Regions from separate parts of the Homo sapiens genome. Here region 2 is linked to region 1. Evidence: read pairs that join two places in POLR2A ChIA-PET (ENCODE). Cell type or tissue: CD4-positive, alpha-beta T cell. All regions are shown on one strand. Each heading gives the region's core, and the rest is flanking DNA. Links, peaks and the distances in the headings are about the cores only. Region 1 holds the start of SNTA1 (syntrophin alpha 1). Region 2 overlaps CBFA2T2 (CBFA2/RUNX1 partner transcriptional co-repressor 2).

The links. Peaks named below come from ENCODE experiments on the same cell type or tissue, not always from the same donor. Only the 100,000 strongest peaks of a DNase experiment are listed, where the experiment ranks them.
Region 2: POLR2A ChIA-PET joins it to region 1 with 12 read pairs; 7 of 35 experiments call an interaction of 5 or more read pairs at or near these places.

The regions. Positions count from the first base shown.
Region 1 is chr20:33,433,697-33,450,884 of GRCh38, reverse strand. It overlaps SNTA1 (syntrophin alpha 1), which reads left to right and starts at 7,122. Exons shown (of 8, transcript NM_003098.3): 1 at 7,122-7,574; 2 at 11,859-12,044. The coding sequence starts at 7,265. RefSeq lists enhancers at 6,117-6,176, 6,148-6,648, 6,627-6,696, 12,006-12,055 and silencers at 6,927-7,406, 7,517-7,576, 10,587-10,765. In CD4-positive, alpha-beta T cell, for the core only: no CTCF peak of the experiment used is centred there; DNase peaks (open chromatin) are centred at 5,834, 6,414, 7,024 and 8,214; H3K4me3 peaks cover 2,168 bases; H3K27ac peaks cover 1,009 bases.
Region 2 is chr20:33,551,880-33,559,879 of GRCh38, reverse strand. The region is part of intron 1 of CBFA2T2 (CBFA2/RUNX1 partner transcriptional co-repressor 2); the gene reads right to left. Among named protein-coding and RNA genes, the nearest start is that of CBFA2T2, 66 kb to the right of the region's middle. RefSeq lists enhancers at 2,140-2,795, 4,541-4,700. In CD4-positive, alpha-beta T cell, for the core only: no CTCF peak of the experiment used is centred there; DNase peaks (open chromatin) are centred at 4,719 and 5,199; H3K4me3 peaks cover 1,172 bases; H3K27ac peaks cover 3,338 bases.

The sequences.
Region 1 (17,188 bases), core at 3,843-11,842:
CTCTTAATTTGTGTATAATTAAAAGTGGGTCTAGGCCGGGCGGGGTGGCTCACGTCTGTAATCCTAGCACTTTGGGAGGCTGAGGCGGGCAGATCGCCTGAAGTCAGGAGTTCATGGCCAACATAGTGAAACTCCATCTCTACTAAAAATACAAAAAAATGAACCAGGTGTGGTGGCACACACCTGTAATCCCAGCTACTTGGGAGGCTGAGGCAGGAGAATCTCTGGAATCAGTGGGGTAGAGGCTGCAGTGAGCCAAGATCATGCCACTGTACTCCAACCTGGGCAACAGGGCCAGATTCCGTCTCAAAAAAAAAAAAAGTGGGTATAAATACAGCTGCCCCCAGCCCATATGAAACTCTTCTGGGCACACTGCCTGTGTGTTAACCCTCCTCTGCAAGGGCAGTCCCTCTGCTGCTGCTGTACGCTGCTGCTTCAATAAAAGTTGCTGTCTGATACCACTGGCTCACCTTTGAATTATTTCCTGGGAGAAGCCAAGAACTTTCCCAGGCTAAGGCCCAATTTGGGGCTCGCCTGTCTTGAGCCCAGGAGTTAGAGGCTGCAGGAAGCTAGGATCATGCCACTGTACTCCAGTCTGCATCACAAAGCAAGCCCCGTCTCTTTAAAAACAAAAAGAGGCTGGGCGCGGTGGCTCACACCTTTAATCCCAACACTTTGGGAGGCCGAGGCGGGTGGATCATTTGAGGTCAGGAGTTCGAGACCAGCCTGGCCAACATGGTGAAACCCCGTCTCCACTAAAAATTCAAAAAATTAGTTGCGAGTGGTGGCACATGTCTGTAATCCCAGCTACTTGGGAGCCTGGGGCAGAAGAATCGCTTGAACCTGGGAGGTGGAGGTTGCAGTGAGCTGAGATCATGCCATTGCACTCCAGCCTGGGCGTCAGAGTGAGACCCTGCCTCAAAAATAAATAAATAAATAAAATAAAAACAAAAAAGAACTACTATATAGATAATATAAAATAAGTACAATTCATAGGTTTAAATACATTTCAAAAGGGTATCAAAAGCATGGGTAAAGAATAGAGAGACTATGCCAGTTATGGTGGCTCACGCCTGTAATCCCAGCACTTTGGGAGGCTGAGGCGGGTGGATCACCTGCGGTCAGGAGTTCGAGACCAGCCTGGCCAAGATGGCAAAACCCCCGTCTCTACTAAAAATACAAAAAATTAGCCGGGGGTGGTTGTGGGCACTTGTAATCCCAGATAACTTGGGAGGCTGAGGCAAGAGAATCACTTGAACCCGGGAGGTGGAGGTTGCAGTGAGCCAAGATCACGCCATTGCACTCCAGCCTGGGGGACAGAGCAAGACTCTGTCTCAAAAAAAAAAAAAGATACTATAAACATAATCAGACAGATGTGGAAAAAAAAGTAGGGCCGGGCATGGTGGCTTATGCCTGTAATCCCAGCACTTTGGGAGGCTGAGGCAGGCGGATCATGAGGTCAGGAGTTCAAGACTAGCCTGATCAACATGGTGAAACCCTGTCTCTACTAAAAATACAAAAATTATGGCAGGGCGTGGTGGCTCACACCTGTAATCCCAGCACTTTGGGAGGCCGAGGTGGGTGGATCACGAGATCAGGAGTTTGAGACCAGCCTGGCCAACATAGTGAAACCCTGTCTCTACTGAAAATACAAAAAATTAGCTGGGCGTGGTGGCAGGTGCCTGTAATCCCAGCTATTTGAGAGGCTGAGGCAGGAGAATCCCTTGAAGCTGGGAGGCAGAGGTTGCAGTGAGCTGAGATCGTGACACTGCACTCCAGCTTGGGCAACAGTGTGAGATTCCATCTCAAACAAACAAACAAACAAACAAAAAAAACCCCAAAACTAGCTGGATGTGGTGGCATGCGCCTTTAACCCCAGCTACTCAGGAGGCTGAGGCAGGAGAATTGCTTGAATCCAGGAGGTGGAGGTTGCAGTGAGCTGAGATTGTGCCACTGCACTCCAGCCTGGGTGACAGAGTGAGACTCCGTCTCAAAAAAAAAAAAAAAAAAAAAGTAGAATTTCTAGAAATAAAAAAGTAACAATTGATATTTTAAATTCAAAGAATAGGATAAACAGTAGATTAGTTCTAGTTAAAGAAAGAATTAGTAAACTGGAAGATATCACTGAAGAAATTACTCAGAATGCAGTATGGAAAAAAGTAAAGAGAAGATATGAAAGAAAGTTAAGAGACATGGAGATTTGAGTAAGATATTCTAATTTAAGAGATAATTAAAGATTGGGCAAGAGGCATTTGGCCTTCTTTGATAGAAAGCTTTGCCTGCCACCTTCAGGCTGGGTGCAGTGGCTCATGCCTGTAATCCCAGCACTTTGGGAGGCTGAGGCGGGCAGGTTGCCTGAGGTCAGGAGTTTGAAACCAGCCTGGCCAACATGGTGAAATTCCGTTTCTACAAAAATACAAAAATTAGCTGGGCGTGGTGGCATGTGCCTGTAATCCCAGCTACTCTAGAGGCTGAGTTGGAAGAATCGCTTGAACCTGGGAGGCAGAGGTTGCAGTGAGTCAAGATAGTGCCATTGCACTCCAGCCTGGGTGACAGAGTGAGACTCAGTCTCAAAATAAAATAAAATAAAATAAAATAAAAAACTAAATAAAAAGAGGCTGGGTGCGATGGCTCACACCTGTAATTCCAGCACTTTGGGAGGCCGAGGTGGGCGGATCATCTGAGGTCAGGAGTTCAAGACCATCCTGGCCAACGTGGTGAAACCCCCTTTTTTTTTTTTTTTTTGAGACAGAGTCTCACTCTGTCACCCAGGCTGGAGTGCAGTGGTGTGATCTCAGCTCACTGCAACATCTGCCTCCTGGGTTCAAGAGATTCTCCTGCCTCAGCCTTCCAAGAAGGTGGGACTACAGGCGTGTACCAACATGCCTGGCCAATTTTTTGTATTTTTAGTAGAGATGGGGTTTCACTGCAGAAACCCTGTTTTTACTAAAAATACAGAAATTAGCTGGGTGTGATGGCGGGCGCCTGTAATCCCAGCTGCTTGGAAGGCTGAGGCAGGAGAATCGCTTGAACCCGGGAGGCGGAGGTTGCAGTGAGTGGAGATCGCGCCACTGCACCCCATCCTGGGCAATAGGAGTGAAACTCCGTCTTAAAAAAATAATAATAATAAATAAATAAAAAGAAAAATATTTAGCGCTAAATACTTAACAACATAGCAAATAATTTGGGAGAGTAAGTAATTGAAGATAATAGAGTGCTCTTAATACAACTAGAGAATATAACTTCCAAAAGCAGAAGGAGAAATGTCCATTTATGTGATGTTAAAAAATGTAAAACTAAACAGTAGATTGTTTAGGATTTATGCATAGATTTTTTTTTTTTTGAGACGGAGTCTCGCTTTGACACCCAGGCTGAGGTGCAGCAGCACATCTTGGTTCACTGCAAGCTCCGCCTCCCAGGTTCACGCCATTCTCCTGCCTCAGCCTCCTGAGTAGCTGGGACTACAGGCGCCCGCCACCACGCCCTGCTAATTTCTTTTTGTATTTTTAGTAGAGATGGGGTTTCACTGTGTTAGCCAGAATGGTCTTGATCTCCTGACCTCGCGATCCGCCCGCCTCGGCCTCCCAAAGTGCTGGGATTACAGGCATGAGCCACCGTGCCCAGCCAAGTTTTTGTATTTTAGTAGAGACGGGGTTTCACCATGTTGGTCAGGATGGTCTCGATAGCTTGACCTCGTGATCTGCCCACCTCGGCCTCCCAAAGTGCTGGGATTACAGGCTTGAGCCACCGTGCCCAGCTAATTTTCGTATTTTTGTAGAGAATGGGGTTTTACCATGTTGGCCAGGCTGCTGTTGAACTCCTGACCTCAGGTGATCCAGCCGCCTAGGCCTCCTAAAGTGCTGGGATTACAGGTGTGAGCCACCGCGCCTGGCCAGAGCTTGCAGAGACTTTAGTAGGCTGGGCAGCTCCCCTCTCTCCCTTTTTTTCCCCTTCCCCCTCTCCTATTCCTTGGGAGTGAACTGGTTTTCTCTGGGAGCTCTGCCTGGGGCTTGGCAGGGAGCCGGGCCTATGTGTATCTATCTGGGAGGCCAATTTCTGAGCCACAGCAGAGAGGCATCGGCTGACCACAGTGTAGGGATAGAGCATTCCTGCAGCTACAGGGTTCTTGGGGGTAGCTACAGGTGATTGGCACTGCCTATCAAGTGTGATCACAAACACACACACCCATACTCACATACAGACGTATACATATGCATACACACGTCACTGTTTCCTTGGCTCTACATCTTCTTTCTGTGTTAGCCCCTTTGCACACATCACTCCTTTCCCTACTTCCTTCCTTCCTGTTATATCCACAGGAAACTGTCCCCCAGAGGAGAAGCCCTCTCTTAGGGCTCTTTCTCAGTAAGTTTGTCTGGGCCTCATTAAGTCTTTTTTAAGCAGGGCAGTACGTGGGGGGACTTTTAAGGATCTGGTTCCAGGCTTTGGTCTTGGGAAAGGAGCTTCAATTCCCTGCTGGTCTCTTGCCTCCTGCCAGGTCTGTCCTCCCCTCCCTTCTCTACCATTGGAGTGAAGCTTCCACAAGCCAAGTAGGCTGTAGTTATTTATCACAAGTGCTTACCCCAAATTCCTCAGGCTGTCCTACAATCTTTAAGCACAGTCATACTTTTAAGATATCAATGCTTATATACAATGCTATATTCCTTCCCTGCCTCCCTTCTCTCCTTCCTTCCTCTCACTTTCTTTTATTTATTTTTGAGACAGGGTCTTGCTCTGTCACCCAGGCTGGAGTGCAGTGGCATGATTGTGGCTCACAGCAGCAGCCTCAAACAGGCCTCCTGCTGCAGCTTCCTAAGTAGCTGGGAGTACAGGTGCACATTACCACGCTTGGCTAATTTCTTTATTTTGTAGAGATGGAGTCTCGTGAAGTTGCCCAAGTGGTCTCAAACTCCTAGCCTCAAGTGATCATTCCTCCTCGGCATCCCATATATATATGTATAAAAGACCCTGGGTTCTTTTTTTAAAACCTGTGTCTCTCCTGTTTTGACACCTACCACTCTAACTTAAAACAATTCCTTTTTTTTGTTGTTGGTTTTTTTTTTTTTTTTTTTTGAGACGGAGTCTCACCCTATCACCCAGGCTGGAGTGCAGTGGTGCAATCTCTGCTTGCTGCAATCTCCGCCTCCCGGGTTCAAGTGATTCTCCTGCCTCAGCCTCCTGAGTAGCTGGGATTATAGGTGTCTGCCACCACGCCCGGCTAATTTTTTTATATTTTTAGTAGAGATGGGGTTTCACCATGTTGGCCAGGCTGAGTCTCAAACTCCTGACCTCGTGATCTACCTGCCTCGGCCTCCTAAAGTGCTGGGATTACAGGCATGAGCCACCATACCTGGCCCCCTCTTTTTTTTCTTGATGGTATCTTATGTGGAGGATTTTACCCAAAAGTTCAGGGAGGCTAAACACTGGTGTAGTCCTACTTATTTATTGCTCAACATATCCCAGCTAGGAATGGAGGATAGAGACAAGGAGCAGGTATGAAGGCCAGTTGAGCTGTGTGATGTGGTGGATTTTTCAGATTACAATCATGCTTTACCTCTGTATTTGTCAGCTGTCTAGCAGAGTGGTTCAGTGCCCAGGCACTGGTGTCAAACAGGCCTGGGTTTGAATCGCAGCTCTTCCTCACTCATAAATGTGTGACCTAGGCCAATTAGACTAAATCCAAGTTTTCCCTTCTGTATAATAGGGGTGCTCTTTTTTCTTGCTCTGTCACCAAGGCTGGAGTGTGATGGTGCAATCACAGCTCACTGCAGCCTGGACCTCCAAGGCTCAAGCGATCCTGCCACCTCAGCTGTGATTACAGGTGTGAGCCACTGTGCCCAGCTGGGGGTGCTCTTAGCTACTCCAGGAGGCTAATGTAAAGATAACACTTGGAAAATATTCTGCCAGCCCTAGGTAAGAGTAAGCATTCACTAAATGAAAGTGATTATTTCTATAGAATAGGGAGTCACAGTTTACCACGTGTTTTCACATTGATTTAATCCTCACACCAGCCCAGTGAAGTAGGTATTATTATGATCCACATTTTACAGATGAGGAAATTGAGGCCTAGAGCAGTGACGTGAGGGGACCAAAGTCGACTTGGAGCTAACAGAGGCAGCAAAGATTAGAAACCATGTCTCCAGTCGCCCAGACCCAGAGCCCCACCTTGCAACCCTCTTCCCACACACCAGTTCTGTTTTTTTTCTGCCAGGCCTCAAAGTGTGGGACTTCAGGCTTTTCTATACTCGACTGTGAACACAGCCAGGGGTTAATCTCTTAAACTTCCCTCCAGTTTTGAAGTGGGGATCCTGCCCACACCTCCCCCAAGCCCTAAGCGGTGTCGGTAGCGGTCTCCTCCAGGGGGCGGGGCCTGTCATCTTTAGAAGCCACGCCAGCGATAAGCCACGCCCACAGACCAAAGCCTCGACCCCCACCCCCCATCCCCCGCCCTCCCCGATAGGAAACCAACTTCTTCCTCAGCTCCCCAACTAGCAACTGTGCCCGCAAGGTCTCTCGCGGCTCAGCATCTACCTTTTTTTTTTTTTTTTTTTTTTGACACAGGGTTTCGCTCTGTCACCCAGGCTGGAGTGCAGTGGCGCGATCGCGGCTTACTGCAGCCTCGAGCTTCTGGGCTGTCATCTAGGCCTCCCAAAGTGTTGGGATTACAGGCGTGAGCCTCCACGCCCAGACGGTGTCTACCTCTTAAACTCAAGCCTTGGAGTCCAACGCTCTACCATACGCAGCCCAGCCCTCCGCCATATGCAGCCCAGCCCGATGCCCAGTGCTTCGCACCAGGATACGTGGTTCTGTCTCTTTTTCATGCGCTCCCACGTCCGGGAGTTACAGTCCCGGCCCTCGATGGGCATTCCGAGCGCCGAGCCCCCTGCGCGGGCTCACTGGGTTCCGCCCCCGACGCGAAGCCCCGCCCCCTGACGCCCCGCCCAGCACCACGCCTCCCGGGCTTTCGCCTTACTTAGTGGCCCGCCCCGCCGCCCTTCTGACCCACCCCGCTAGGTAGTCCCACACGGCGGCCCTCGGCTCCCGGGCCCCGCCCCGGCCTCCTGCATTTGCCCGAGGCCCCCTCCCCAGCACTGGCCACACCCCAGGGTAGCCCCGCCCCCAGAGCTCCTCCCCCAGCGGCCGGGGTAGGGTGGCGGCTGGCCCAGCCGGGCCCCCGCTGCCCTCTGCCCTGGGCGCTTGGTCGGAGCGGGCTGGGCAAAGCGGGACAGGGCGAGCGCGGCGGCCCGGGGGCTCGGAGGCGAAGATGGCGTCCGGCAGGCGCGCCCCGCGCACCGGGCTGCTGGAGCTGCGCGCCGGGGCGGGCTCGGGGGCCGGCGGCGAGCGATGGCAGCGGGTGCTGCTGAGTCTGGCGGAGGACGTGCTGACCGTGAGCCCCGCCGACGGCGACCCTGGTCCCGAGCCCGGCGCTCCGCGGGAGCAGGAGCCCGCGCAGCTCAACGGCGCCGCGGAGCCGGGCGCCGGGCCCCCGCAGCTGCCAGAGGCGCTACTGCTCCAGCGGCGCCGCGTGACGGTGCGCAAGGCCGACGCCGGTGGGCTGGGCATCAGCATCAAAGGTGGGCGCGGGACACCGAGGGCGCGGGGTCGTGGTGTCTGGGGGCAGCCGAGGGCGCAGGGGGCTGGCAGCGCGCCCAGGACATGGAGCTGGAGGCTTCCTGTCTGGGGGTAAGGGGGGTCTGAGGAAACAGGTAACGGAGGGCACTGGGCACACCAAGGTTGGAGGGGGTTTCAGTAGTTGGTGGCCTTAGGGGGCACGGAAGACACAGGTGTGGATAAGATTGTGGGAGCACCAAGGACACGTGGGTGGGAGTTCTGTGTGGAGGCGGGGGGGTCTGAGGGGTAACCAGCATGAACATCAAGGACAAGAGGGGTCCCCCGGAAAGCAGAGTGTGGAGAAAGGGGGTTGAGGCCGGGACACCAGTGGGACAGGGAGGAGGGAGTCCCTGAGAAGCAACCAAGGTGGGTGCAGAGGGGAAGCCTGGAGTCTGGGAAGCACAGGGGTGGATAGGAGGCCTGGGTGCAGGCACAGGCTGGGGTCACAGGCAGAAGGCCAGCAAGGACCTAGGAATCTAAGGACCCAGGAAGGCTGCAGGGAGCCCTGACAGCTGGATTTGGGTCTCCTGATCTGACTATCTCCACCTTGCACAGGATAGAGCTTTCAGCCCCCAGGACTGACCGCTAGTGGGGTGCAGTTAGGGTGCAACCAGACTGTGTTTGAATCCAGGATCAGCTGTGTGAGGTTGCAAAAGTCCCGTCCCGCCTCTGAATCTGTTTCCTCAACTGTATAAGAGGATGACAGAGTTGTGATGTTTCTGAGAGCAGGGCTCACCACACCAGCACACTGTAGGTGCCTAGTTAATTACTGCTGTTAGCGGAGAGGAAAAATGGAGGCCAGCAGATACTCCCAAAGCAACTAAACATAGTTGTTAAAATCCTTGCACACCCCCAGCTGCTGGGTTCACTATTCCTGCCCATCTGTTTCTCAGGGTCCCAGCCCCCAGCAGGTGCTTTGGGAAAGGGTATCAGCCTTTGTCTCCACCTTGAATACATACCGTACCCTCTGGGGTCTCCCTGGTACTGGTTCTGTTGACTAGTGCCTCCAGACCGTTTGGCTTGGCTGAGGCGGTGGGGATGGTGGTGAATGCCACCACTGTGTGCCAGGTGCTGTGCCCAGGACACTAGTCTCATGATCCACTTCATCCTGGCAACAAGTGGTGAAAGGTAGGGAGTATAATTCCCATATTGCAGGTGAAGAAACTGAGACTCAGAAAGTTAAAATGATTTTCCCACGATTACATAGTGAGTGTCAGTGCTGGGATTTGAACCTTAATTATCAGCTACTGTCCCTCAGAGAGTGCTCAGGGAAGTTGATTCTTTCCTGTAGAAGGGCAGATCCCCAGGCAGCCAACCAAGAGGGGCTAAAAAGGAGAAATGAGAAAATGAGGGTATGGGCACCAGTCTTACCCCCAATCTCCAGCATGGGATAGGGCAACAGATGAATCCAAAAATTATACACTCAGTGTGTCAAAGCAGGAAGGAACTTATTCATACAGAATTCCATTCTGCAGATGGACACACTGAGACTCAGAGAGGAGCAGGGACTTTGCAAGGTCACACAAAGTTACTCCCCAGCTCCATAATTCTAGGTGGAGGGGAGGGTACTTTTAGGAGACTTCAGGTATTTCCATTGGATCCAAATCTGGGCTCCTGTTGCCATGGTAACCCCTCCTATAAAGTCTAGCTTAGTCTGAGGCAGCCATGAGTGATCATAGCTTCAAACTGAACTGAAGCCCCTAGTTTCAGGTGGGGGAGGGCAGATATAAATAGAAACCCCTTCCTCTCCTAGACTTCAAGCTCTGTGCAGATAAGCAAACGGTCGGGCCTGTGTGGGCGTCAAGAGAGGTGTTCCAGTCCCAGCTCCGCCACCAGACTTGTGTGACCTTGGAACAATGACCTCCCACTCTGGGCCACTAATTCTTCATCTTCAGTATTCTGGGGATGAGCCAGGAGTGTGATATCTGAGGGCCTGACTTGTCGTCTGTGGTAGGGCTAATAGTGTTGGTTCTGGAGCCTGGAGGCCTAGGTGCAAATACTGGCTTCGCTACTTACTAGTGGAGTGACCTTGGACAAGGGGCTTCCCTCCACACTTCAGTTTCCCTAATAGGAAACTGAACATACCTATGTGATGGGGTATTGTAAAGACGCAATGAATCAACATTGAAAGCATTTAGCACAGTGCTTGGCATTTGGTAAGTGCAACTAAGGTGAACTCTTATTACTATTTCTTATTTTAAAAGGGCATTTAAGAGTTTGGTAATAAAGATGTTTAGTAAAATGTATTAGCTTCTTTTGTATCCAAGATGCCATTCAGGCAGGTTTTTAGAATCTCTAGACTCTAAGGCTTTGGTTTCCAGCCTGGACTTTGGATTGTAAAACATTATGATTGCTAAAGCAGTCTTTTGAGGCCATAGGAATAGCCGACTTGTCTCTTGATTCCGGTTTGAGGGGTATCAGTGGGTTCCCACATTGTTGCCTTTTTGTGTGTGTGTGTGAGACAGTCTTGCTCTGTTGCCCAGGGTGGAGTGCAGTGGTGCGATCTCGGCTCACTGCAATCTCCACCTCCTGGGTTCAAGCAGTTCTCGTGCCTCAGCCTCCTGAGTAGCTGGAATTATAGGCACACACCGCCATGCCTGGCTAATTTTTGTATTTTTGTTTTATTTTGAGATGGAGTCTTGTTCTGTCGCCCATGCTGGAGTGCAGTGGTGTGATCTTGGCTCACTGCAACCTCCACCTCCTGGGTTCAAGCAATTCTGCTGCCTCAGCCTCCTGAGTAGCTGGGACTACAGGCATGTGCCACCAGGCCCAGCTAATTTTTTGTGTTTGTATTTATTTATTTATTTATTTATTTTTTGAGATGGAGTTTCGCTCTTATTGCCCAGGCTGGAGTGCAATGGTGCAATCTTGGCTCATTGCAACCTCAGCCTCCCGGTTCAAGCAATTCTCCTGACTCAGCCTCCCGAGTAACTGGGATTACAGGCATGCGCCCCCATGCCCGGCTAATGTTTGTACTTTTAGAAGAGATGGGGTTTTGCCATGTTGGCCAGGCTGGTCTTGAACCCCTAACCTCAGGTGATCTGCCCATCTTGGCCTCCCAAAGTGCTGGGATTACAGGCGTGAGCCACCACGCCCAGCCATATTTTTTTATTTGTTTATTTTTTTATTATGTATTTATTTACTTTTTTGAGCAGAGTTTCACTTTTGTTGCCCAGGCTAGAGAGCAATGGCGTGATCTCAGCTCACTGCAACCTCCGCCTCCTGGGTCCAAGTGATTCTCCTGCCTCAGCCTCCCGAGTAGCTGGGATTACAGGCATCCGCTACCACGCCCAGTTAATTTTTTGTATTTTTGGTAGGGACAGGGTTTCACTATGTTGGCCAGGCTGGTCTCGAACTCCTGACCTTAGGTGATCCACCTGGCAGCCTTGGCCTCCCAAAGTGCTGGGATTACAGGCATAAGCCACCGCACCTGGCCCTTTTTTGTGTTTTTAGTAGAGGCAGGATTTCGCTATGTTGGCCAGGCTGGTCTCAAACTACTGGTCTCAAGTGATCCGACCACCTTGGCCTCCCAAAGTGTTGGGATTACAGGTGTGAGCCACTTTGTCCGGTTATTTTCATTTTTAATTTTTGTGCGTACATAGTAGGCATATATATTTATGGGTTACATGAGAAAATCGAAAACATTTAAGAAAAAGTGATTGAAGCACTTTGTAAGTTGCACAAACACTGGTGAACACCCAAAGCACTTAATCAAAAGATCCAGGGATCAAACTATAGCATTATGAATTTTGAAAATGATTTATTTAATTAATTAATTTATTGAGACAGGGTCTCCTTCTGCCACCCAAGCTGGAGTGCAGTGGCACAATCTCAGCTCACTGCAGCCTCGACCTCCTGGGCTCAAGTGATCCTCCTACTTCAGCTTCCCTAGTAGCTGAGACCACAGGTGCCTGGCTAATTTTTGTATTTTTAGTAGAGGCGGGGTTTTCCCATGTTGCCCAGGCTGATCCTGAACTCCTGACCTCAGGTGACCTGCCCACCTCAGCCTTCTAAGGTGCTGGGATTACAGGCATGAGCCACCGGACCTAATCAAAAATGATTTATTATTAGTGTTACTAGTGTCCCAAACTTCCAAGATTTTTCTCAGATTCCCTTTATTCTCCCATTGCCTTTTCCAGCACTGGGCTAGGCACCAAGGGAAGCCTTCAGAAATAATTGTGTCTTGATGTGACTCCCAAGTGTTGGAGTATCTGCCTAAGTCTTGTCCTCCTTCTGTACCTGTGCAGGCGGCCGGGAGAACAAGATGCCTATTCTCATTTCCAAGATCTTCAAGGGATTGGCAGCTGACCAGACAGAGGCCCTTTTTGTGGGGGATGCCATCCTGTCTGTGAATGGGGAAGACTTGTCCTCTGCTACCCATGATGAGGCGGTGCAGGTCCTCAAGAAGACAGGCAAGGAGGTGGTGCTGGAGGGTAAGCACTGACGTTCCAGGGTTCAGAGGGGCTGGGTGGAGGTGTTCCACTGCTTCTCTACCTCCCCCAGGCCTCAGAAGGCCCCATCCCAGCACTGGGGGCTGGGAGGTGGGCAGGACTGAAAACAGAAACAGAATTTGGGGACCTGCCTGAAGACAGTGTGGGGTGGTGGAGGGAGAGTTGGCATAGAGCCAAGCAGACCTGATTTGCATTTTCTGTCTTCCAGTCACTAGCTGTGTAGCCCTGGACAAGTCACTTCATTTCCCTGATCCTTAGTTTCCTCATTTGTAAAACAGGGATGTAGCTCCTGCCTTTCTGGGTTGTTGCGACTAGGGCAAAAATGTACATGGCAGAGTGTGCCAGCACCTGAGTGACACAGGGAGAGAGGGGTGCGGACTGGGGAAGGGGCAGGTCAGATTCTTTCCTGTGGGGCCTGGAGAGCTCTTGACTTCAGGTTCTTTTAGTGCCTGGGCCTTAAAACCCCAAGACCCATCCTCCTTTGGGAGAAGCCTTGGCTTTTATTTTACTTTATTTTTTTTTTGAGATGGAATCTTGCTCTGTTGTCCAGGCTGGAATACAGTGGCATGATCTTGGTTCATCGCAACCTCTGCCTCCTGGGTTCAAGTGATCCTCCTGCCTCAGCCTCCCAAGTAGCTGGGATTACAGGTGTGCGTCACCATGCCCAGCTAATTTTTATATTTTTGTAGAGACAGGGTTTTGCCATGTTGGCCAGGCTAGTCTTGAACTCCTGGCCTTAGGTGATCCACCCACCTCAGTCTCCCAAAGTGCTGAGATTACAGGCATGAGCCACCACGCCCAGAGGCCTTGGCTTTTATAGAGTAGGACATCAAATCCTTCCAGCCAGGATCAGAGAGGAGTTTTGTGGAGGAACCTTGGTTGAATGGCTTTCTCCACTGTTCCCTCACAGTGTGGTCTTGGGTGGGACCCTTGCCCTCTGTGGGCCTCGGTTTCCCCATCAGTTGTTACACGCCTCCTGCTGAGGTTGTCCCATGACCATCTTGTGCCATGTCTCTCAAGAGGTTTCTGCTTTGCTCAGCCCTTTCCTCAAACTCTGTCAGCTCTGGAAGCCCCGTGGGGGCCTGAGGAATGTGTCTCTGGCTTATGGCCCAGAACAGGCACAGGGAGGTGGCGGGGGCTGATGGAGAATAACACGGCCAGAGAAGCTGCTGAGTTGAGTCCCAGGCCCAAATCCTGGTGGGTTGCCTTGGTTTCCCTAAAGGAGTGTCCAAGAGGCCACAGAAGCAAATAGGTTCTCGGTCCTTGGTTGACCCAGATATAAAATAAAATAAAATTTAAATAAAGAAAATAAAATGTAAAGTTTTATTTTATATTTTAGGTATATCTATTTAAATGCCATGGATGCATTTTTTTTTCTTGTTTTTTTTTTTTTTCGAGACAGGGTCTTGCTCTATCACCCAGGCTGGAGTACAGTAGTATGATCTTGGCTCAATGCACCCTCCACCCCCCGGGGCTCAAACAATCCTCCCACCTCAACCTCCTGAGTGGCTGGGACTACAGATGCATGCCACCACACCTGGTTAATTTTTTTTTTTTTCTGAGATGGAGTCTCACTCTGTTGCCCAGGCTGGAGTGCAGTGGCATGATCTCGGCTCACTGCAACCTCCGTCTCCCGGGTTCAAGCAATTCTTCTGCCTCCGCCTCCTGAGTAGCTGGGATTACAGGCACCCACCACCATGCCCGGCTAATTTTTTTATTTTTAGTAGAGATGAGGTTTCACCATATTGGCCAGGCTGGTCTCAAACTCCTGAGCTTGTGATCCACCTGCCTCAGCCTCCAAAAGTGCTGGGATTACAGGTGTGAGCCCCTGCGCCTAGCTTTTTTTTTTTTTTTTTTTTGAGATGGAGTCTTACTCTGTCGCCCAGGCTGGAGCAGTGGCGCGATCTTGGCTCACTGCATCCTCCGCCTTCCAGGTTCAAGCGATTCTTCTGCCTTAGCCTTCCGAGTAGCTGGGACTACAGGTGCGCACTACCACGCCTGGCTAATTTTTTTTTTGTATTTTTAGTAGAGACAGGGTTTCACCATATTGGCCAGGCTGGTCTCGAACTCCTGACCTCGTGATCTGCCTGCCTCGGCCTCCCAAAGTGCTGGGATTACAGGCGTGAGCCACCACACCTAGCCAATTTTTTGTAGAGACAGGGTTTCACCATGTTGCCTGGGCTGGTCTCCAACTCCTGGGCTTAAGGGATCCTCCCACCTAAGTCTCCCAAAGTGCTGGGATTGCAGGCCACAGTGCCCAGTCTAGATGCATTTTTTTGATACTTAAAAAAAGCTGACTCTAGAGTGTTGATCCTTAGAAGCTTAAGTGTATCAATCATATTTTAATGGCAAAGTTAAATAATAGAATGCCACATAAATGATATGGATATAAGAGACTTTCCCCACATGCCTCATTACTTTGATATTTATAGTCAGCAATGCGGTTTGAAACCACTGACATTCATCGAAATGTCATATTTTAGTTGACTTGAAAGCTCTTTTAGCTTCTGTTGTTTGAAAGTTTAGTCTATGGTAAAATTTCTGCTATAGACACAATTCAAATCCACATTCACACGGAGGTCCCCTCACCTCCTCATCTTTATTTTTTATTTTTATTTATTTATATTTTTGAGACAGAGTCTTGCTCTGTCACCCAGGTTGGAGTGCAGTGGCGGGATCTCGGCTCACTGCAAGCTCCGCCTCCCGGGTTCACGCCATTCTCCTGCTCAGCCTCCCAAGTAGCTGGGACTACAGGTGCCCGCCACCACGCCTGGCTAATTTTTTGTATTATTAGTAGAGATGTGGTTTCACCGTGTTAGCCAGGATGGTCTCGATCTCCTGACCTTGTGATCTGCCCGCCCCGGCCTCCCAAAGTGCTGGGATTACACGCGTGAGCCACCGCGCCCGGCCCACCTCCTCATCTTTAGATTAAAAATGTATCTATCTGGGTTCCCATGTATGTCGTTTTGAGAAGGTAGTATCTGTAAATGTGTGACCTTGAAGCATCTTCTGACTTTAGGAGTGAATACTCAAGCCTTCCCTCTAACTCATGTCATGCATTCCTCCTCACTAAGCCAAGAGACATTCATGGACATCTACTGTGTGCCTGCTGTGTATATTAAGGTCAGAAGCTAAACTACACCCAGGGCCTCTCCTGAAGGAGCTCACCATGTGGTAGGGTAGACAAAACATAAACACTATCTCCTCTACACAAACTGTGTTTTTTTCTTGAGGCAGGGTCTCACTCTGTTGCCCAGGCTGGAGTGCAGTAGTGCGATCTCAGCTTACTGCAACCTCCTTCTCCCAGGTTCAAGCGATTCTCTGCCTCAGTTCTGTAGCTGGAATTACAGGTGTGCACCACCACGGCCTGGTTAATTTTTGTATTTTTAGTAGAGACAGGGTTTTGCCATGTTGGCCAGGCTGGTCTCGAACTCCCGGCCTCAGTGATCTGCCTGCCTGGGCCTCCCAAAGTGCTGGGATTACAGACGTGAGCCACCATGCCTGGCCTACAGAAACTCTTTAAAAGCCGGTGGCTAGGTGCTGTGACTCACGCCTGTAATCCCAGCACTTTGGGAGGCTGAGGCGGGTGGATCACCTGAGGCCAGGAGTTTGAGACCAGCCTGGCCAACATGGCGAAACCCCGTCTCTACTAAAAATACAAAAATTAGCTGAGCCATGGTGGCGCGTGCCTGTAATCCCAGCTACTCAGGAGGCTGAGGTAGGAAAATCTTGAACACGGGAGGCGGAGGTTGCAGTGAGCCGTGATTGTGCCGCTGCACTCCAGCCTGGGCGACAAGAGCAAGAATCCATCTCAAAAAAAAAAAAAAAAAAAAAAAAAAAGCTGGTGCCTGAAATCCTGTCTGCTCTGCAATAAATCTCTGTTTGGCCTTGGGTAAGACCCTTGCCTTCTAGGGGACTCAGTTTTCCTATTGAAGTTAGGCTAGATCAGAGGTGATCAATAGCTTTTATTTAGAGTGGCAGCTCCAGGCAGGCGTGGTGGCTTACGCCTGTAATCCCAACACTTTGGGAGGCTTAGGTGGGCAGATCACTTGAGCCCAGGAGTTCGAGACCAGCTTGGGCAACACAGTGAGATTTCATCTCTGTAGGAAAAAAAAAAAAAAGAGTGTAAGCGTCAGCTCCACTGGTGGTTCTGTGAGTTCCATATTTGGAAGGATTGGGAGGCTTTGTCTGGGCTCAGCAGAAAGGAGCTGGAATTGATTAGCAATGTCTACTACAGATGCAGTAGAGAAGTAACATGTGTATCATCCCAGGACTGAGGGGCCCCTGCTCTTATATTCTCTGAGATGTTTCACAGGACGAGATCATTCCTTGGTGAACCCTGCCTATGGCCTGGGTAAGAGAAAGAAGAATGTGGCCTTCATGTTTTTCCCCACTTTTCCTTAGTTGAAGTCTTTTTCGACCTATTCTCCTGGCCCAAGATCTCATGGAAGGAGGTCATTCCACTCAAGATAGCACAAAGAGGGGAGGAGGAGTGGTGGAAGGCACTGGAGTCAGGAATCTCTGAATGGCAAGAGTGATCAGAGAGGTCTGAAGGATAGGAGGATGCTGGGCTGTGGCTGGTCCTTGAGACTTTGGGGAGTGGAGAAGGTCTGGGCCTGGCAGTTGCACCAGTCTGGAGCAGCCAGGGTTCCTGGGACCCTCTCTGGGCCTAGGTTTCCCCGGAGTTGAATCACTGACCACATTGTTCAACATTTCCCCACTCACATCCCATTACTGAGGACGCCTCCAAGGGGCCATGGAAGGATGGCCTGTCCTTTGGATGTGAACTTGGCAAGGCAACTGGATATTTTTCCAGCTCAGTGGATAGTGAATCCCCTGAGGATGTCCTGGGAGAACAAGCATTACCAGCAAACTCCAGGTGTCAGCTAGAGCCTTACTTCCCTGGCCTAAGTTGGGGGCTCAGCTGAGCCTCAGCAACCCCAACCTGCCTCCTAGAACATTTCTTCTACTAGGTCAGGGGTTTGCAGAAATGTCCTGATCCTGTTCTCAGCCAGAGGGGTGTGTTTGTGACCACAGTCTGGGCCCAAGTTGGCAGCCAACAAGTGTCTGTCCGCTGCTTCGAGAGGCCCGTTGTGTGTGCAGACCTCAAGCCAGGGCCAGCCTGG
Region 2 (8,000 bases), core at 1-8,000, 110 kb before region 1:
GTTATGTCCCAAGGACTCAGAGAGAGTTAATGTGAAGAGGCTCCCACTAACAAAGATGGGGTAATTTGAGGAGCAATAAAAAATGACCACAATTGGCCAGGCGCAATGGCTCACGCCTGTAATCCCAGCACTTTAGGAGGCCAAGGTGGGTGGATCACAAGGTCAGGAGATCAAGACCATCCTAGCCAACACGGTGAAACCCCGCCTCTACTAAAAAATACAAAAATTAGCTGGGTGTGGTGGTGGGCGCCTGTAATCCAAGCTACTTGGGAGGCTGAGCCAGGAGAATGGCTTGAACCCAGGATGCAGAGGTTACAGTGAGCCAAGATCATGCCACTGCACTCCAGGCTGGTGACAGAGGAAGACCCTGTCTCAACAACAACAACAACAACAAAAATCACAATTGGGCCAGGAGTGGTGGATCACACCTGTAATCCCAGCACCTTGGGAGGCTGAAGTGGGCAGATCGCCTCAGGTCAGGAGTTCCAGACCAGCCTGGCCAAGATAGTGAAACTCTCTCTCTACTAAAAATACAAAAATTAGCCAGGCATGCTGGCACATGCCTATAGTTCCAGCTACTCAGGAGTCTGAGGCAGGAGAATCGCTTGAACCAGGAAGGCAGAGGTTGGAGCCAAGATTGCCCCATTGTACTCCAGCCTGGGTGACAGAGTGACACTCCATCTCAGAAAAAAAAAAAAAAAAAAAAAGAAAGGAAAAAAAGAAGCTGCAATTGATTGAAACACAATAAAATGTTTAAATCATGAGTTCATAATAATACCTATTTAAAAAAACTAATTGATTACTTATCTTTCAGAGAATACTAGAGAACCAAACTCATTCTAAAATCTGATGAATCAAGCATTTCATCTGTCTTTCCTATATGAACTGTACATCTAGTTAAACAAATAGTTGGAGAAAAGTGTTGGGTTCAATGTTCATTATTTCGATGATAGGCTAACTAGGAGCACAAACCTCACCACTATGCAATACATCCATGTAACAAAGCTGCACATGTACCCGAATCTAAAATAAAGATTCAAGAATCGCCGCCCCCCCAAACAGTTGGCGAAAAATTGATCTCTATTGAAATAATCCAACTAGTAAATGACAAAATAATATATCTGGAATATCATCATTTTGCAAATCCCTAATGAAAAAATGAATCTAATGATCACCAATTGCCACTATTATAAAACGAGAGACACCTGGAAATTAATATGCCTCCTAATGAATCATGCTTTACCCAAAAAAAAAGTAAAACAATACGATTGAGCAAATTTATAAAACATTGAGGGGACACAGGAACATGTTAATGGCAAGATGATGATGCAATTAGCAAAGTCGAGAATGTGGAAAACTTTATAGTCCAAGCAATCCAGATTCTTAAGGAAAAAAAGGGAGATGGAGGGAGTTAGGAGCAGAACCTATACATTAAAAGAGAAATAAGGGCCTGGCACAGCAGCTCACACCTATAGTCCCAGCGCCTTGGGAGATTGAGGAAGATGTCTCACTTGAGGCCAGGAGTTTTGAGACCAGCCTGGCCAACATGGTGAAGCCTCATCTCTACTAAAACCACAAAAATTAGCTGGGCAAGATGGCGCACTCCTGTAATCCCAGCTACTCTGGTGGCCGAGGCAGGAGAATCGCTTGAATTTGGGAGGCGGAGGTTGCAGTGAGCCATGATCGCACCACTGCACTCCAGCCTGAGCGAGAGTGAGACAGAGTCTCAAAAAAAAAAAAAAAGAGAGAGCGCGCCCAGGCGCAGTGGCTCACACCTGTAATCCCAGCACTTTGGAAGGCCGAGACGAGTGGATCACGAGGTCAAGAACTCAAGACCAGCCTGGCCAACATGGTGAAACCCCGTCTCTACTAAAAATTTAGCCAGGCGTAGTGGCTGGCACCTGAAATCCCAGCTACTTGGGAGGCTTAGGCAGAAGAATCACTTGAACCCAGTAGGCGGAGGTTGCGGTGAGCCGAGATCGCGCCACTGCACTTTAGCTTGGGCGACAGAGCAAGATTTTTGTCTCAAAACAGAAAAAAAAAAAAAGAGAGAGAAATAAAAGACCTAAATGTGGCTGGGCACAGTGGTTCACGCCTGTAATCCCAACACTTTGAGAGGCCAAGGTGGAAGGATCACTTGAGGCCAGGAGTTTGAGACCAGCTTGGGCAACATACCAAGATCCCATTTCTACAAAAAATTACAAAATTAGCCAGGCGTGTTGGGGCATGCCCGCAGTCCTAGCTACCTGAGAGGCTGAGGTGGGAGTATTGCTTGACACCAGGAGTTTGAGGCTGCAGTGAACTATGATCCCACCACTGCACTTCACCCTGGGTGACAGAGTGAGACCCTGTCTCTCAAAAAATATATAGACATAGAAATACACACGCAAACACACTTTCATACATACACTTCCTAGCTGTTTGCTGAGAGGTTCTAGAAGCAATGACCCCTTCTATAAATGAACACCCAGATCTTGATTTCTAAACTACATTTTCTACTAAAACCAAGGATCCTTGGAGAAATAGCTGATCTCTGGTAGGGCAGGGAAAGTAAAAGATAAGCACACAGCTGGGCGCAGTGGCTCACGCCTGTAATCCCAGCACTTTGGGAGGCCAAGGCAGGCGGATCACAAGGTCAGCAGTTCGAGACCAGCCTGGCCAACATGGTGAAAACCCGTCTCTACTAAAAATACAAAAATTAGCCAGGCGTGGTGGTAGGCACCTGTAATCCAAGCTACTTGGGAGGCTGAGGCAGAAGAATCCCTTGAACCCAGGAGGCGGAGGTTGCAGTGAGCCAAGACCATGCCATTGCACTCCAGCCGGGGCAACAGAGTGAGGCTCTGTCTCAAAAAAAAAAAAAAAAAAAAAAAAAAAAGATAAGCATGCAACACCTTGGGCAAGAAAGTAAGAGACTGCTCAAAAATGACAGGGGTATGTCAAAAGAACACTAAAGCCAGTTAGAAGGGACTACCACTGGAATTGTGCAACAATTTAAGCATCAAAATAAATAATGATAGTAATGGATTAGAGCATAATCCATATTTAATTTTTTTAACCAATCAACAAGGAAGAAAGGAAAGCATTCCTTCATTAGAATGCCAATATGTAAATGCAGAAACAATGATGGAATTAGAAAATTACCACTAGTAGGGTGCAGCTGCTCATGCTTATAATGTCAGCACTCTGGGAGGTCAAGGTGGAACAATCACTTTAGGCCAGGAGTTCAAAATCTGCTTGGGCAACATAGTGAGACCTTGTCTCTACAAAAAAAAATTAAAAATTAGAAAAAAGAAAATCACCACTAGATGCTGAGACTACTAGTGAATAGAAAACTAATGAAAAACAGGACAACTTCATCATCTCTAAATATACCCAACAAATTACTTATTAATCACAAAGAGGATAGTAATTTTTGCAGTGGAGTAACCTGGCAGACATGACCTTAATACAATGATTAACCAATCACTAATATTGAGACACACTGATTATGTGCCTCCTTAAATGAGGCATTAAGGAGAATACATCCCTTCTATAGTATTCCAGCCTGAAATTCGTAACATTAATGTAATCATAAGGTAACGGCAACGAAACCCAAACTAAGTACAGAACAACTGGTCTGTATTCAAAATTGGAATGGTCAAGAAAAGAAAAGTACCAGGAGGGGAGAAGAGGAGGCAGGCAGGCTGAAGAACTGTTTTAGAATAAGAAAAATTAAAGAGCCGCAGTGGCTCACATTTGTAATCCCAAAACTTTGGGAGGCCAAGGAAGGTGGCTTACTTAAGGTAAGGAGTTCGAGACCAGCCGGAGCAACGTAGTGAGACTCCATCTCTACAAAAAGTAAAAAAAATTAGCCAGGCATAATGGCATGTGCCTATATTCCCAAGTATTCAGGAGGCTGAGGTTGGGGGATTGCCTGAGTCCAGGAGGTCAAGGCTGCAGTGAGCCATTATTGCACCACTGCACCCTAGCCTGGGCACCAGAATGAGACCCTGTCTCTAAGAAAGAAGAAAAAAGGAAAGAGGAAAGGGGAAAGGCAAGGAAGAAAGAGACATGCCAGTTAAATTCAGTGTGTGATGACAGACTGAATTGGATTGAGGTATAAGAGCTATAAAAGACATTATTGAAATAATTTATAAAACCTGAATATAGTCTGTGAATCAGGTTAATAGTATGGTATCATTATTACATTTTCTGATTTTGATAATTGTACTGTGGTTATGTGTGGTTATGTAAGAAAATGCCTTTGATTTCAGGAAATATGCATTTAAGTATTTAGGGATAAAAGGGCATATTTCCACTTTCAGAGTGGTTCAGGAAAAAAACTGTACCTCCAAAATACACACAATGATAAAGCAATTGGAGTAAAATGTAAACAACTTATAGAAAGTTGCAAGAACTCCTAAGTATTTTACTGTATCAAAAACAAAACAAAACAAAAAACAGAAAACAAGTCCCATCCATGACAAAAAAGTGTGAAGACACTCTTGTGGGTATTAAGTGAACATGTGTGTCAGTCCATGATCTAATGATCCCATTCATGACGGTCTCTTCTTTGGTTTCTTACTCTGATGATGACAACTACATGCCATTTTAATGTTTTTTTTTTTTTAAATTGGGCAGCCATTAGGCTGAGACAGCTGGCTCCAGTGCCTAGTAAGCAAACTGAAGCCCAATGTAAACATAAAATGAAACTTAAGCTTAACCAATCAAAAACAAACCTCTAACTAGGGACTTTCCACTGGATCATATCCAAATAAGGCAAGTGCCTAGCTACAGCCAATCAAGTAATTCCTTTACTTTGCTACAGCGTTCAGCCTATAAAAGCCTGCTTCTAAAGCAGAGCTCTCTGAACTTCTTCCAGTTTTGAATGCTGCCTGAATCCTTTAATGCTCACCTAAATTCTGCTAAATGTCTGTCTAAAGTTTTTATTTAAACAATTCTGAACATTTTTAAGTTGTTATTTTTTCTTATGTAATATTCATTTTAATACCTATAATGGGTACTCTGACATTCAATCTAAATTAATAGAAAACAGAAAAATAATTCTACAAATACACTTGAGATGCAGACATCTGAGTTTGATTTATCAGATCAAATCTCTCATCTAGCACATAAAAATGATTCTAGACTTTCAAACAACGTTAAAAAAGAAAAACAGCCAGGCGCAGTGGCTCACACCTGTAACCCCAGCAATTTGGGAGGCTGAGATCACTCCACTGCACTCCAACCTGGACAACAAAAGCGAAACTCCATCTCAAAAAAAAAAAAAAAAAAAAAAAGAAAAGAAAAAGGAAAAGGAAAGAAAAGAAAAGAAAAGAAAAAAGAAAAATAGGCCGGGCGCAGTGGCTCACCCCTGTAACCCCAGCAATTTAGGAGGCTGAGGTGGGCAGATCACTTGAGGTCAGGAGTTCGAGAACAGCCTGGTCAACATGGTGAAACCCCGTCTCTACTAAAAATACAAAACCTAGCTGGGCCAGGTGGCACAAGCCTGTAATCCCACTCAGGAGACTGAGGCAGGAGAATCACTTGAACCCAGGAGGCGAAGGCTGCAGTGAGCTGAGATCATGCCTCTGCACTCCAGCTTGGGTGACAGAGCAACACTGTCTGAAAAAAAAAAAAAAAAAGAAAAAAGTAAGAAAAATAAACACTGGTGCTTATAGTGAATTTGCTTTTCATTGTAATAACTCCTTACTTGCACAGAAGTTCTGCAAACAGCAACCTGGAATGTTTCTTCATCTGTCACTTAAGAACAAAATAATATTATATGGTATTTCAAGCATCAGGTTGCAAAAATAGTCTTTTTTGAAAATGAAACGCATTGTAAAATTTCAATCTACATTTTAATCTATCCCAAAACCAAACCAATCTTTTTATTTTAACATCAATATCAAGAATCATGTTTTACTTAAATACAAATGTAAAGTTAACAAAAGCATATGCCTACTAGTAAACTGGAGAAACTAAAAATATATAATTAATATATTTAAGATTGTATTTTACATTACTTTAAGATCAGACTTTTTAAAAATCACCTCTTTAACATCTACCATACAAAAATAAAATCATTTTTCAAAAAACCCTAAGAGGGGATTTGCAAGATTGCATAACAAGGGCTTTCAAGTCCAACAAGATCAGGGGATGATGATTTATAGTAGAAGTCAGCAAACTTATAGCCTGCTTAGCGTTTTAGTAAACAAAGTTTCACTGGAAAAGGACCATGCCCATTCCTTTACATATTGTCTATCTATGGCTGCTTTCCTGCCGCATTAGCAGGGTTGGGACAGAGATCGTGTGGCCCACAAAGCCAAAAACGGTCACTATATGACCCTTTACAAAAAACTAAACTCTGGCTGGGCATGGTGGCTCACGCCTGTAATCCCAGCACTTTGGGAGGCTGAGGCTGGTAGATTACTTGAGGTCAGGAGTTCGAGACCAGCCTGACCAATATGGTGAAACCATGTCTCTACTAAAAATACACACAAAAAATTAGCCAGGCGTAGTGGCGTGCACCTGTAGTCCCAGCTACTCGGGAGGCTGAGACAGGAGAACTGCTTGAACCCGGGAGGTGGAGGCTGCAGTGAGCCAAGACTGTGCACCATTGCACTCCCGCCTGGGTAACAGAGTGAAACTCCCTCTAAAACAAAAAACATAAACTAAACTCTGATTTATAGCAACAACGTAGCTTTACAAAAAAAAGTTCTAATACTCAAACACCTACTGAGGTTACACTAAGTGCAGGAGACACAGTAAAGAAAAATAGTCTCTGCTCTCAGGGAGCTTACAGTCTATTGAGAAAAGTAATGTAATTATCATACAAACAAACATAATAATATATACTAAGTGCTATAAAGAAAAAAACCAGAACTATGAGCTTCACAGCAGGGACTAGAGTTAAGGGGTGTGCTATATAGACATAATCTCTGATGAAATGAAATTTGACAGAGGAGAAGTAGATCAGGTTAAAAAGGGGGATGGGGTGGAGATGAAGAATATTCAGAAGTATTTCAGGCAGAGGGAACAGAATAATATAGGAACCCTGAGATGGTAAAAGGTATGACTAGCAGAAAGAAGCAGGAGGAAGTCAGCATGTATGGACAGCATTAAACGTGCAGAAGGACGATGAAGTGGAGTGACAAGCAAGGGGACATTTCACACATTTGCTGGGGTGCAGGGGACAGCATAAGCCCATTTGTCTCACTTCCTAAATGTTAGATAATCTTGCAAACTCCTGTGACAACAAAGGCTATCTTATTCACTATTCTGTCTTATTCACCTTCACATCCACACGGCTTGACAGTGTTTAACAATGCTCAAAAAAATGTTTAGAATTTGAAATGTACAACTGATCAGAAAATAGTGTCTTCCTTTTTTTTACAGCAAACATTTCAAGAGACACTGATTTCCCCTTACAATTCAGCAGAAAGAGCCTGGAGTAGCTGTTTCACTGATTCAATTACTAAGCCAATTATCTAAATCCCTAAAACTCTCATCTGTCAAAAATCAGAAGACAGGACCAGGTGTCACCTGAGGTCCTCTGAAGCTTTGTTTCTTTCTATTTAGCACATGTTTAAACAGCTCAAGATCCAATTATTCTTCCATGTAGTCTCATAACATCATTGTTAAGTCAAATAACCTGAAAATGCTCTCCACAAACAAGATATTCTAATTTTCCAATTTATATGACAATGTGTAGATTCCAGTTTTATTAGTTATTAAAGACTTCATAAATGGTTGTGTATTTGCTTCACACACTGAGCATTACAAAGCTTGGAAAAAATTTTGTCAACTTAAAAAAAAAAAAAAACCAGGGAAGCAATCAAACTCAAAAGTGATCTTGAAAATTAAAACTGAACAACAATTCTGATGTTTGAGTCATCAGCCCTTATGGGACACAAGTCAGACTACAGCAGCTGTGGACCATCATTTAAAATCAAGAATTTTACGTAAGCAGAAAAAAAAAGGGCAGGGAGGGCAAGAAGAGAAAAAGGAAAAAAAAATCA